Regions from separate parts of the Homo sapiens genome. Here region 1 is linked to region 2. A link is a contact called in ENCODE Hi-C or POLR2A ChIA-PET data. All regions are on one chromosome and are shown on one strand. The core of a region is the stretch at or near the end of the contact, and the rest is flanking DNA. Distances in the headings are between cores, read along the strand shown.

Region 1 (6,536 bases), core at 385-2,884, 1.0 Mb after region 2:
TAACAAATTTGAACACAGTCAATATGCAAACACATAACTCATAAGAAGGCATATTGATATTAAAATTTTAAAGTGTAAAGGTGCTATAGATATCTCGGCCAAGTTATCTCTGACTTTTTCAATGATATTTACAAATCTGTCAATTGGTATGCTTTAAATATTTTTTAATCCATTCTTATGGTTACTTATTAATAACTTTTATAAACTTTATAGTATATAAAATGAATTCAAATTTCCTTATCATGTTGAATATAAGTTCTGGTTTCCCAGTTCCATCTTCAAGATAGCTGATTGACAGTATATGACTAAGAAATAGGACTATAATTGCTAATGGTTTGCTTTTTTATATAGGAAACAATACAAATGAAGATTAGAATTTTTACTATTTTTTTAACAAAATTAGCAAATCATGCACTTACAGACTCAAACACAAGCCTAAGTAAGTAGACAAGCATTTATTGTATCCACTGTACAATTCTTTCTCACCATTACGGAAATTAGCTTATTCCTGGATGGTTCAAAAGCTTCCTAAACACATGGAATTTAGATAATTACAAAAGGTTTTTATAATGGAGCCTCTTTTGCAAATCAATATAAAATTGTTAGCTGACCTGGAAGGGGGCACGGACCGGAAAGCCATTTGTTTTAATGGAGTCTTAAGAAAACTGCATAAAAAAGAATATGCTGTTAACGTCTTCCTAATAAATCAAAACAAGAGACTATTTGTAATATAGTAAATGTAACTTTGAGAAAATTTAATTATATTTTTTTAAAAGAATAATCCTGAATGTTGACTTGGAAACCACAGATTTCAGAACTTGCCTCTATATTACCAATATTTCTTTTCATTGATGCTCTAACCTCTAAAAACTAATAGTAAATGATACATCAAAATGCTAACCAACCTACAAAACTGAGTACTCCAATGTTTCTGAGAATTATTTGGGATATAAATTTAAAGCTCATATATGAATAAAATTATAATAAACTCATTCTGCAAGATTATGTATTAATCCAAATAAAATATATATTTGATTTTTGAAAATGTCACAACTTTAAAGAATTAAAATTTACATAAGATGAGAGAGGTTTTAATACACAGTTTAAACATTTGGAGGCTGAAATTAACTTTGATTCCAGCATTTTTTGCTTTCTGATTTCAAATAATTATGACGTTTAAAAATAATCAAAATATCTCAAAGTAATATTTTATGTTATAATTGGTTTGTTTTTACTTTGCCGTGAATTAGTATACTAGTTACAAAAATGGAAGCTGATTGGAAAAAAATAGAAAAATGTCTTAAAAACTTTTTGAGGGGTCATTTATTTTTTTAAGAAGTAACATGTATCTAATGCTGTCTTGGATACACTAAAAAGCACTTAAGACATATGTGAATTCACTTAATAAAATTGTTTTCCATATAAATATTATTTAAACTCCCTAAAATATTGTCTTTTTCTTTTCTTATTAAGGTATAAAATTTCTTTGCCTATTTCTAGAATTAATAAACAAGTTGCTATGAGCAACTTGGGAGAAACACAATAAGATTCTTTAAAAACTTTTTTTTCCGTTTCTTTTTTTAAGTTTTCCTGTTGGCCTGACTCATTGTGCTCTCACATCCCTTTGAAACCATATGGGGAAGTAATAAAGTGTGTCTCTTCTTCCAAAGATATGCACTGTTTATTAACTGACTAAGGGAAATACTATGAGCTCATTACTATTTGTCATACATGGTCATTCAATCACATTGAGCAACAGACAAGACCAGGAAACACCCGTGTAAAAGGACAATGGATAATGGGCAGTTTAACAGTTTAATTTTTTATGAGAAAAAAAAGAAGTTGAATATGACCTTAGATAAAATACAAAATACAGCAATAGTAACACTGCTGGCCATTTCTATTCAACAACAAACTCTCTGTTCTCTGCAGAGACTAGGAGGCAGGTACAGGATTCTGCCTACAAATAACTTTCTTTCTTTAGCACCAAATTGTGCCCAGTGTAGCACCACTTATTGTCCAAAGAATTAAAAGCCTTCAGCAGCAGATATTATTATTGTCTTTCAAAGATCTCCTTCCTGGGAATTCCATCACATGTAAACATATGCTTAAGGATTTAGCTCCATCTACAGGAAGCAGAAAATAAAACAAATTATTTGTAAATACAAAGTCCTCTCTGCACACATCCATTTAGATAAGATTGTTTTTGCTTCTTCCAAATGATGCTTTTGGCTGAGAAAGTTCCAGCGGAGAAAGGAGAGCAGTTAGAGTAGGAAATGGGCATATGACTCATCCATTCCTGGGGTTTTGAATCAGAAGAAAATCTGATTCTACTTCATTAAATAAATTTCTATAAAAAGCAGCCATTTATAAAACATGACTTATGAAACATATTGCCAAGGAGGAAGCCTCTCCCAGGATTTTGCAGGGATTTATCAAACAAGAGTCCCTGAATGTTAAAGTTTCAGATAATTCTGTCTCTGGATGTGGGTTTCATTCCCCTTCTTCCCCATAAACTTCCTATCCTCTGAGAATATGTGCCACCCCCCATAACTGTGTCCACTGAGCCAGATCCCAGGACAAAGGGTGTCAAGGAGGGTTGGAGGAGATGGCTTGGGAAAACCTGCCAATATCCTTTCTCAAAACAATGGCAGAAATCTGGGTGCTGTCTTCTTTCCTGCTCCACATTAATTGACAATAAACATAGCTATTTACTTAAGAGGAAAGCGGAAACTCAGAAATGGTTTGGTCACCAAAAACCACAAATGAAATATTCCATTTTCCCCAAAGTCATATTTATCCACTCTTAAACAACCTTCTAAAGAAGAGCGCATCGTTAGTTGGACATGTTAGTCAAGCCACGTCCTTGCCATGGAATGTTCTTCAGAGCATTGAGTGGAGATCATGTACCTCCACATTCCCGGAAGCATATGCCTCATGTTTCTTCATTGAATAATTCAAATCTAAAATTAGGGGTAAAATGCTCTATTGTACAAAGATGCTGCCTTGTTTATATACCCAATTTCCATTTCTAAATAAATGTACAGTAGCTCTGAATGAAGAAACTGCGTTTGGGTTAATCCTTTGTACCAAGAATAATGACTAGGCTCCAACCTCAATCCTGCATGAGTTTATACTGAAACTTCACCATGTGTATGAAACTATACTTACTCATCAAATCATTTTATTCCAGAGTAAGGAGAAGATCTGCCACAAAGAGAAACACCCAACTCTACCCCAGAGATGCTACAATTCTCAAATTCCATAAATTAGATGTTTTTCAGCCTCAAGCCTTTCAAGTCTCCTTCAGATTTCTATTACTTTTGCGTGAACGATAAACTCATAAAATGTAAGGTTCTGCTCTATTAAATAATGCATTATGGATGTCATATGATTTTGTAAAAGCTTCATAACATTTCTAAGCAAATAAATTATAGAAACTCTGGGTAAAGGTAGTAGATTAGACACATGCTCGCCTATGTCTGCTCCTTCCACAAATCCTAAGGAAATTATAGAGAAGAAGTATAAATTCACAGACAGGTGACTGAAAGGAGAGGCTGCAGTGGATGAGATACATTAACAAATATTTGGGCGGGATGGTGGAAACCGACTTAGCGGAACAAAGGAAGCTGAATCCTAAGAGAATTTTTCACTGAAGAATGGGGAAAGATAAAAAACGAGAGGTTCTGAGTTTTGCAAATGCAGTGATCAGATGGGGTTCAAAACCAGGAGGGCCAATTGACAGGTGGAATAAATAGTGATCGGGCATCCAGGATTCCTTCTCTGAGTTTTTAAATGTTTTCTAATTGATGTATAATAGATGTACACACTTTCAGGATACATGTGATAATTTATTGCATTCACGTAATCAATAAAGATAAAAGCAGCGCAATTAAGATGCCTATCACCTTGAATATTTGTCTTTTCTTTATGCTAGAAATATTTAAATTATTCTTTTCTAGATATTTTGAAATATACAATAATTATTGTAGACTATAATCAGCCTACTAATCTATCAGTCTTATTTATTTTATCAAACTGTATATTTGTAGCCATTAATCTGAGACTAGTAACCATACCTCCCCAACACAGAAAGAAATTGATTCAGAGAGATTATACACTGGGACATGTGAGGCACAGTGGTGGGTGATGCTTAGGCATTAAAACCAGGAGAATTAGGTTAAACTTTATAAACTTCACTGCAGAAAATGGAAGCAGAAGGAATACTTCCCAGTACCTTTTATGAGGCCAGAATTACTTTAACACCAAAGCCAGATTAAAATCATTACAGAAGAATAAACTAGACTCCAACATGTCTTATAATTATAGCTCAACAGAATATTAGTGAGTCAAAGCCAACAATGTATTTTTTGAAATACACTACAACCAAGTGGGATCATTTCATACCTGAAGTAAAGTATACAAAAGAATGATTCAACATTCAAATATCAATCAATGTCATCCATCATGACAACAAGCTAAGAAGAAAAATCATATGCTCATATCAATAGATGCAGAAAAAACATTTGACGAACCTCACAACCATTCAAAATAAAAATTCTCAGCAAACTAGGAATAGAGGGGAACCTTTTCAACTTGATAAGAAGATATCTACCAAAAACCTACAGCTAATATCATACCTAATGGTGAGAAACTTAATGACTTTCCCTTAAGATTAGAAATGGCAAGGATGTCCTCCCATACGATTTCACTTGACATCATGCCCAAAATGCTAACTAGCACAAAAAGACAAAAAAGTGTAATTGAAAATATACAAATGGGAAAGGAAGACATAAAACTGTCACATGAATGACTCTGTAGATTTAAAAAATATATATATATAAGTAACAAATGAGTATATCACGGTCACAGGGAACAATATTAACATATATAATTATTTTGTATACTAGGAGTAAACAATTGGAATGTAAAATGTAAAAAAGGAATACAATTTACTATTGCACCAAAAGAATGAACTCTTTTGTTAGAACAAATCTAACAAAATATTTAAGTATCTACATGTGGAAAACTACAAAATTGATGAAAGAAATCAAATGACATTTAAATAAATGAAGAAATATTTCATGTTCAAAATCCCAGCAAGTTATTTGTTAGATATCACCAGCCTGATTCAAAAGTATGAAGAAATGCAAAAAATCTAGAATTGTCCTCTAATGAAGAAGAATGAAGTTAGAAGATTCAAATCATCCAATTTCAAGATTCGCTATAAAGTTTATTGTAATCAAGACAGCGTGGTTTCAAAAACAGAATAAACACATTCATCAATGAACAGAATATGAAGCCAAGCAATAGATCCAAACACATTCACTTAATTCTTTATGTTGGCCTAAAGGTAATTCAATGAAGACACAGGCTTTTTAAACAAATTATGTTGGAACGGTTGCACACCTATTTCCAAAAAAAAAAACCTAGACACAGACTGTACAATTTTCACAAAAATTAACTCAAAATGGGATATAAAAGCATAAGAATGACATAATGGACTTTGAGGACTCAGGGGAAAAGGATGAGAAGGAAGTGAGGGATAAAAAACTGCAAATTGGGTGAAGTGTATACTGCTTGGGTGATGGGTGCACCAAAATCTCACAAATAACCACTAAAAAACTGATGTAATCAAATACCACCTGTTCTCCAATAACCTATGGAAATAAAAAATTAAAATACCAATTAACTCAAAATGATGCATAAACATAAATGTAAAATACAAAGGTGCAAAACTTCTGAAAGAAAATGCAGAAAATCTACCTGACCTTCTGTTTGATAAAAGTTTCTAAATACAGCTCCAAAAGCATGATCCATTCACACTCAAAAAAAGATTCATAGGTCAGGCATTATTAAAATTAAAAATGTCTGCTCTGCAAATGGCATTTAACAGAATAAAAATGGAAGCCCAAGAAAATGAGTAACTATTTGCAAAACACATATGTGATAAAAACACTTGACTCTAATATATACGACACTCTTAAAATTCAACAATAAGAAAACTAATGCCTCAATTAAGAAATGGGGCTGGGCATGGTGGCTCATGCCTGTAATCCCAGCATTTGGGGAAGTCGAGGCGGATGGATTGCCTGAGGTCAGGAGTTTGAGACCAGTCTGGCCAACATGGTGAAACCCCGTCTCTACTAAAAATAAATAAATAAATAAATAAATAAATAATTAGCCAGGCATGGTGGCATGCTCCTGTAATCCCAGCTACTCAGGCGGCTGAGGCAGGGGAATTGCTTGAACCAGGGAGGTCGAGGTTGGAGTGAGCTGAGATCACACCACTGCACTCCAGCCTGGGCGACAGAGCAAGAGTCTGTTAAAAGAAAAAAGAAAAAAGAAAAGAAATGGGCAAATTTGAACGAATACCTCAGCAAGGGTAAAAGTATCACACGAAAAGACGAAGATGCTCAATATTATATGTCATTGTGGAAATATAAATTAAACTAGTGGCAAAACTCACTACACATCTATTGTTATTCTTAAACCCACCAAAATAGCAATGCCTGGCAGGAAAGCAGAGCCGGCAG
Region 2 (6,754 bases), core at 959-3,458:
CAGACACCTCTTCCGCCCCAGGTCACTCTACTCGCCCACGCTGCCTGCCACACCCATCCGGTTGTGCGGGACACTCCCCGCGTTTCTTCAGCGATTCTTATCGGGCTCCCTCCTTGTTCAATAAAGGTGAAGGGTGTGGGGTTTTCTGTGCATACGCTCAGGAAGTTGAGTCCCGGTGAAACGTGTCAGGTTGCCATTTCCCAGGCTGGAAAGATTTTCCCAGGACGGGTATGAATAGACGATGAAAGTGCACACTCTTACCCGGCTGCCCGACCCAGGTGCCAGGCTTCTGACTCAGGACCATCTGTGGGTGCGAGTGCAGGGAGGTGAGTCACTGCAGCCTTGCTCAGTCCCCCTGCAGAGGTCAGATCCTGGGCCCCAAAAGCTGCTCCAGGATGAAAGCCTGCTCTCAGTGAGACTAAAATCCTGGTCATTTGTGTTCTGCAGTCATGAGCATGTAACCCTAATGTAGAACAACAACTTAGCCAATGACTATTTTTTCTGTTCATGCCACAGTACCTGAAGGAGAATTGCTGCTTCTCTTAATGGTGCCTGCCACCCAACCCAATAGTTAGCATGTGAACGTCTTGCTTGAGATCAGCTTCTGGGTGTAAAAATAAATTTAAATATAGAAAATTCAAATAACACCCATTCATTTATCAAAGATCTCAAATGTTCTATGATCAAGGCAAAAATCTAGTAGCCAAACAGAGGGTTCCCTAGCTGGTTTGACAGCCACACAGAAGGATGGTTTGTACACAGCCACTATTTTTCTAGAAGCCAGGGTAGCTTATGTTTGGGACATATATAAAATACAAGGTAAAGGCTCTTTGATTTGGGGAGGGATGATGGGAGGGGAAATAAAGGCATAAACATGAAGTAACAAGGGAAGTCAAAAATTCAGGTAGATAAGGCGAGAGCTGACGCTGTTGCAATCCATTCTTCATTCCCCATACGTGAGTTGCCTGAGGTTTCTGAGGTCACAGAAGCTGTGATGAACATGATTCAGTAGGAAGCAAGCAGGAATAGGAGCCAGAATCCTGAGTTCTCCTCTCAGCTCTGATGCTGACACTGTGATCTTATTATGTAAGATTAAATAAAAATCGTGTTTTAGACACGTAGGCAGAGAAAAAGTCACCATGCTGAAATTGGCCAAGGGACTGAACAGAACCTGTTGCGTAGGATCTTTTCATGATTCTAAGTTCTACAGGAGTTAGACACAATATCTGAACGGTCTCAGGTCTCTATCTTTAAGATACTAGAACTCAGGATTGAACTGGAATTTGAAGCAGAATACTCTGTTTGCTGAGTGCTGAGTTCTGCCAAGAGATAAATTTTTCTCCAGCCTCTGCAGACAGAGGCACCCTGAGCTCCTGGGATCTGGGGCAGCAGCCTCAGGGCTGTCCTGGATTTGAACGGCAAGTACAGAATTGCACCCATCCTCTCAGTAAACCTGAGCAGTAGACATCCCCATGCCCACTTTAGAAAGAGGGAGGTTAAAGCTCCCATGTGTTAATCAGTTCTCATGGTTAGAAACTTCTGGAGCTGGCATTTGAGAGATCTGTTGGACTCTGAAGCACATCTGTCTTCTCATTTAAGCCCTGTTCTAGGCATTTGCCCATACAGGGTGTGAGACTGGGCTTGTCAGTAACGTCCCTGCACTTGTAGAAACAGGACAGAAGAGGCTGCTGGCATGGGCCACCACACAGGCAATGGGCTAAGAAAGAACAGTCAGGATGCAAGAGAGAAATTTCTCCGAGTTCATAACCAGCCGATTGTGCAGGTGCAAACTTTGTGATCTGTGCACACCAAAGATCATTTCCGTATTTGCCTTGTAGCTGCCACTGTTGTTGTTTGCTAGGGAAAGGTGATAGTCCCTTGAAAACCTGTTCTGTTGCCCTGAGGCCACTTGATATCCAAAGTTTTCTTCATCCCTCAACCACAGCAAGCACTGACCCTCACAGTGACAGAGTGTGGGCAATGCACTCTGCACTCCTGAGTTACACAAATAAGGATTGATTTGATCGTTTCAAAACAAGGAGGTCACTGCAAAATTCAACAAATGCTCAGTAATGCCATTTTCTTCGCTGAGAGCTCCTCCTCTGCCAGCAGTACATGTCCCTCTCTAAGAAAAGGACTCTCAGAAGTGGGCAGATCGTAAGAGCTATGACTGATGATGAAGCAAAGATGAAAATCGTCTTCATGACTTGCATGTGCAGCAGAGGAAACCACAAGTTATTCCCTGCAAGCCGGAAGCGGGCGGATGTTTTCATGGCCAAAGCCAGCAGTCCCCATTTCTGTCTGTCATATTTTAGGGTAACTTGATGGAAGAGAGGGAGCAGGTGGCAGGGACAGCAAAGCACAGGCACCTTCTAGAAACAGTGAAGGGCTCAAGACATCCTGAGAATGCCAACTGGGTGCATGTGTCTGCTTTTGACCCACCCCAGATCTTTCTGTTTCTGAGTCCTGTACACCTGCAACAAGGGTAGGAGGGTAGTTTTTTAAATCGTTTTCCCTGTTTTACAAAGAAGAAATTACAATTACAATCTGGATCCCATGGGGCTGTGACATACATCACCCACCTTTGTGCCAGGACTGGGGCTAAGCTCCTTGCAGATACAATTTTTAATCCTGACAATCTTCCAGCACATTTGCTATCCTCAACCCCAGTTTTACAAATGACAAACTGAAGCAGAGGGAGGTGATGAAGCAGCTGCATCATATTTGAACACAATTCTCCCAGTTAAAGGTGCATTTCCATGCATTTGCTCTTGAGAGCTCCTCACCAACTCGCGAATTTAGGAAGATGAGAATTTCTCCTTCAGATACGTAGTGTGTTGGCCCACATCACAGAGCTAGTAGGGAGCTGGGTTCTGGAACCCAGGCCTTTGAGCTTCGGTGCATTTAATTTGTTGCTGAGATCTGAATATTTCCTTGTGACTGATCATGAAAACGTGATGAAATGGAAAAGAGTTACTAAAAGGAATGGTGGACGTGGGACTGGAAACAAAACAACGTGCCTCTAAGTTAGCCATTGGGGTAAAAGTGGAGCGAGGTCAGAGGCTCGTCAGGACTGTACTGGGCACGGCCCTGGCCTCCTCACTCACTGCCCACAGCAGCCCTCCCAGGGGACTGCACTGGTGGAGGAGGGGCAGACCCAGTCTGCCCTCGGATGGGACGCAGGGATTCAAAGTCCATTTTTCCATCTGAAACACTGACTGCATCACACGTTACCTTTAACTGGAAAAAGACAACATGCACTTTGCAATGTTCTGCGTTAAGATGAATACATGATGAACAGTGACAGCTTAACTGTCTGGTTGACCTTGAAGAAAAAAAGACAACCATTCTGTTTTAATGTAGTCAAATAAACATCAAGTGGCTTGCAAGTAAAAAGCAGGAAAAGGCAGCACTTTGTGAAAAAGGAGGTTTGGGATTTGTAAACGTTTTAACGAGTCATCTGGGAAAACCCGAGGTGTGTCTCCTGTGCAAAAGACTCACATCCGGAATTACAAAGGTTTTGCATTTAGCACAGAAGTGATGCGTCGAAACACCCGATTGTTTAAATTTTAATGACAAACAAAAAACGTGCTTTAATAAGATTTCACTTTCATTTCCCTGAGTAGCTATGTTCTGGGGCCTGTGAATCTTCTTGGAGCATTAAATGCATTTGTCAATTTGGGGGGTAGCCTTTCAATTAATATGAAGTCAAAATAAAAGGACACTCACAGGTCCTTTCTTTCCCAGGTGGGGGTTCTTCCTGGTGTTGTACTATTGAGAACTGAATTGACAGGTGTGTGGACATCCCTGGTCATTGTCTTCTGCTGTCTAACCACGTCGTCTTTCCCATAGGCTTTCCATCTACTGAGAAAGGGGAGAAGGAAGAGAATGAAATGGAAAATGAGTGATTGGTCTTATGTAAACCCTTCTAGGCAAAACAGGAACCAGAGGGGGTCTGATATTTTGGATCAAATGAGTTGCTGGTTTTATTTAGAGATCCTGCTTAGAATTAATGCGTCCATGCTGTTGGAGAAGAGAGCAAAGTAGTGACAACATCAGGCTCATTGTTCATTCATTCATTCATTCATACATTGAGCATTCCTAGGGGCTGAGGAGTCAAGAGCCATTAAATTTTATCCAGTAATCTTCCCTTATCTGCGGATTCGCCTTTGGCAGTTCCAGTAGCCTGTGGTCAACTGATGTCCCAAAATAGGTGAGGTCTCAAAATAGGTGAATACAAGAAGAAATTTAGAGAGAGAGAGAGGAAGAGAGAGAGAAAGAGAAAGAGACCACATTCACATAACTTTTATTAGAGTATATTGTTGTAATTGTTTTATTTTATTATGTTATAGGTGATCTCTTACTGTGCCTAATTTATAAATTACACTTTATCACAGGTAGGTATGTATAGGAAAAATCATAGTATATATATATAGGATTTGGTGCTTCCATACTTTCAGGCATCCACTGGGAGTCTTGAAACGTGTCGCCCTGGGATAAGGGGGACAACTGTATGCACAATTCTTTGTCCAAAGGACTCATCCTCCAGGGAGGAAGGGAGAAGGGTGAAGATGCTCAGAGTACAGGTGGCCACTGGCTCTCCCAGGACATTCCATCCATTTCTGGAACGTCATTATGCTTCAGGGAGGTCATACCGGACACTCACTACTGCTCAACAGCTAAGCAGTAGAAATGAAAACAGATGTTCTTTGTACCTTGTTCAGCTCTACCCTGAGTATTCTATGGTAGAAACTTCAACCCTTGTCCATAAATGGGGACATTCCGCTGCCTCTTTCTCTCACAGGTGTCATTTCTGAGCAGGGAAGGTGTGATCTGGGGCCAGAATGAATGGCCCTGGTGACTTCTTACCTGATTCATCCCACACCAGTCAGAAGGGGCTGTGAAGGCAGCAGCGAAGGAGCCACACATGGACGTGGAATGGGCACGCTGACCATCATGGTCACGACTGCAAGAAAGCAGGTACTGAGCCCACTTCTGTCTGAAGACTGTGATATTGAGCTGAGGCCACACACACACACACACCCACACACACACACACACACACACACAGCCTTTGCTTCGAAAGGACCAGGTCCCTCATCATGCATTGTCAACAATACATAAAAGCTGAAAGGCGCCTCACACTCGGGCTCACGCTCCGCAAGTAGCCAACATGCAAGAAGAGACAGAGGGGCTTCCAGCATGGTGCCTGACACCTGGAGACACCCACTACTTACTGTGTGGGTGAATGAAGAAAATGCGTACCTGGCTCCAGAATGGCCCATTGCTGGTTGGCATGGGGTTCCGTTGCTTAGAGGTGAGAGGGTGAGTATGGGCTCCACTGGAAGACAATAGGGCATAGATGTGGTTCGGCCACATATTTCATCAAGGTGCACCTGTGACTTCTGCAGCATCTAATTTGAGAAATTGATAAAATGGCTAAACAGTGTATATTATGGTAGTCGGAGAGATGAGTTGGTTATAACCCCGGCTCTTTCTTGCAGGGCTGCGTGGGTTAATTGGCTGTGTCTGAGGGTCACCCCTGCACAAGGAGGATGATGACGACTGCCCTGTGCAACCCTGGGTCATCTCAGGGGAGAGCCATTCCCAGGTTCACAGCAAGCACTCTTTTACTCAGATGGGCCACCTGCATCAGGCCCCAAGGAAGCACTTATTAGTAGAAGAAAAAAAACAAAAACCCAGAAAACAGCCAGTGAGACTATTTTACAAACAAGCGAAGAGCAGCAACTGAAAGCAACAATAACTACAACATAAATCCCTCTGCAAATATTTGGGATTTCATTTCCACTAAGGATAATGATGGCGTAGAAGGCATGTCTGTGGGAGTTATGCACACAGGGAAAAAGGTGGTGAAAATAATCAACCAAAAATAACAAAATTCAATTAATCAAAACAGAACAAAATAAAATGAGCCAAACAGCATATCTGAATATAAGCATAATAATTGTCGTTGGACAAACCTTTGTCAAATCAAATTGGCTTCTAGCACACGGGCTGATACTTTGTGATTCAAGTGGTGTTCTACCCACATAATTCATTTAGTTGCAAAGAATGTAACAAATAATGCAATTATTCCAGAGGATCACGGTGAGACATCTATTTGGTGGTGCCTTAAGCAGAGTGCCCTGATTCAGAAGAATTAGACCAATCTCTGGATTCACAGCCACTCATGAAAACTGTAGGCCGGGCACGGTGGCTCATGCCTGTAATCCCAGCACTTTGGGAGGCCAAGGCGGGTGGATCACGAGGTCAGGTGATCGAGACCATCCTGGCTAACATGGTGAAACCCCGTCTCTACCAAAAATACAAAAAGAAATTAGCTGGGAGTGGTGGCGGGCACCTGTAGTCCCAGCTACTCGGGAGGCTGAGGCAGGAGAATCGCTTGAACCCAGGAGGTGGAGGTTGCCGTGAGCCGAGATCACGCTACTGCACTCCAATCTGGGTGACCGAGCAATACTCCGTCTAAAAAAAAAAAGTAATAATAATAATAAAATAGGAAACTGCAGTAACTCGGGACATCTGGGTTCCTTGTCTTTTGTCAAAATCACAGGGAATTCAACTCACTGAATCTATTGGTCAATTCAATTCCGCCATTGGTCAGTATGACTCGGCTTTTGACAGAGAGTTTTACCCAAAGACTTGCAGAACTTCCTTCCTGCAAGATTTCAGAAGCACAGCAAGCATTGCAAGAGGAAACTACCTTATAAATCATACAAACCCAGCATCGTGTTCT

The links. A loop is a pair of places that touch in the nucleus more often than their neighbours do. ChIA-PET counts read pairs that join two places held with the same protein, here RNA polymerase II (POLR2A). Pooled maps may share reads with other maps.
Region 1: a map of aorta shows a loop between it and region 2 (2.7-fold over the local background). The contact joins two enhancer-like sites. A Hi-C loop is called at or near these places in 2 of 168 maps with a recorded cell type or tissue (Right ventricle myocardium inferior and aorta) and 6 of 50 pooled maps. POLR2A ChIA-PET finds 5 or more read pairs at or near these places in 3 of 52 experiments (MCF 10A, WTC11 and endothelial cell of umbilical vein).

What each region holds. Positions count from the first base shown.
Region 1 is chr10:4,769,242-4,775,777 of GRCh38, forward strand. No RefSeq gene overlaps it. Among named protein-coding and RNA genes, the nearest start is that of AKR1E2, 54 kb to the right of the region's middle. Within about 2 kb of position 1,635, at least 9 of the 41 ENCODE cell types and tissues checked have a DNase peak (open chromatin) inside an H3K27ac peak, as active enhancers do.
Region 2 is chr10:3,763,068-3,769,821 of GRCh38, forward strand. It overlaps LOC105376363 (a long non-coding RNA gene), which reads left to right. Exons shown (of 4, transcript XR_001747332.1): 2 at 1-326; 3 at 4,805-4,980; 4 at 5,505-6,253. Among named protein-coding and RNA genes, the nearest start is that of KLF6, 19 kb to the right of the region's middle. RefSeq lists enhancers at 1-728, 2,755-3,954. Within about 2 kb of position 2,209, at least 6 of the 41 ENCODE cell types and tissues checked have a DNase peak (open chromatin) inside an H3K27ac peak, as active enhancers do.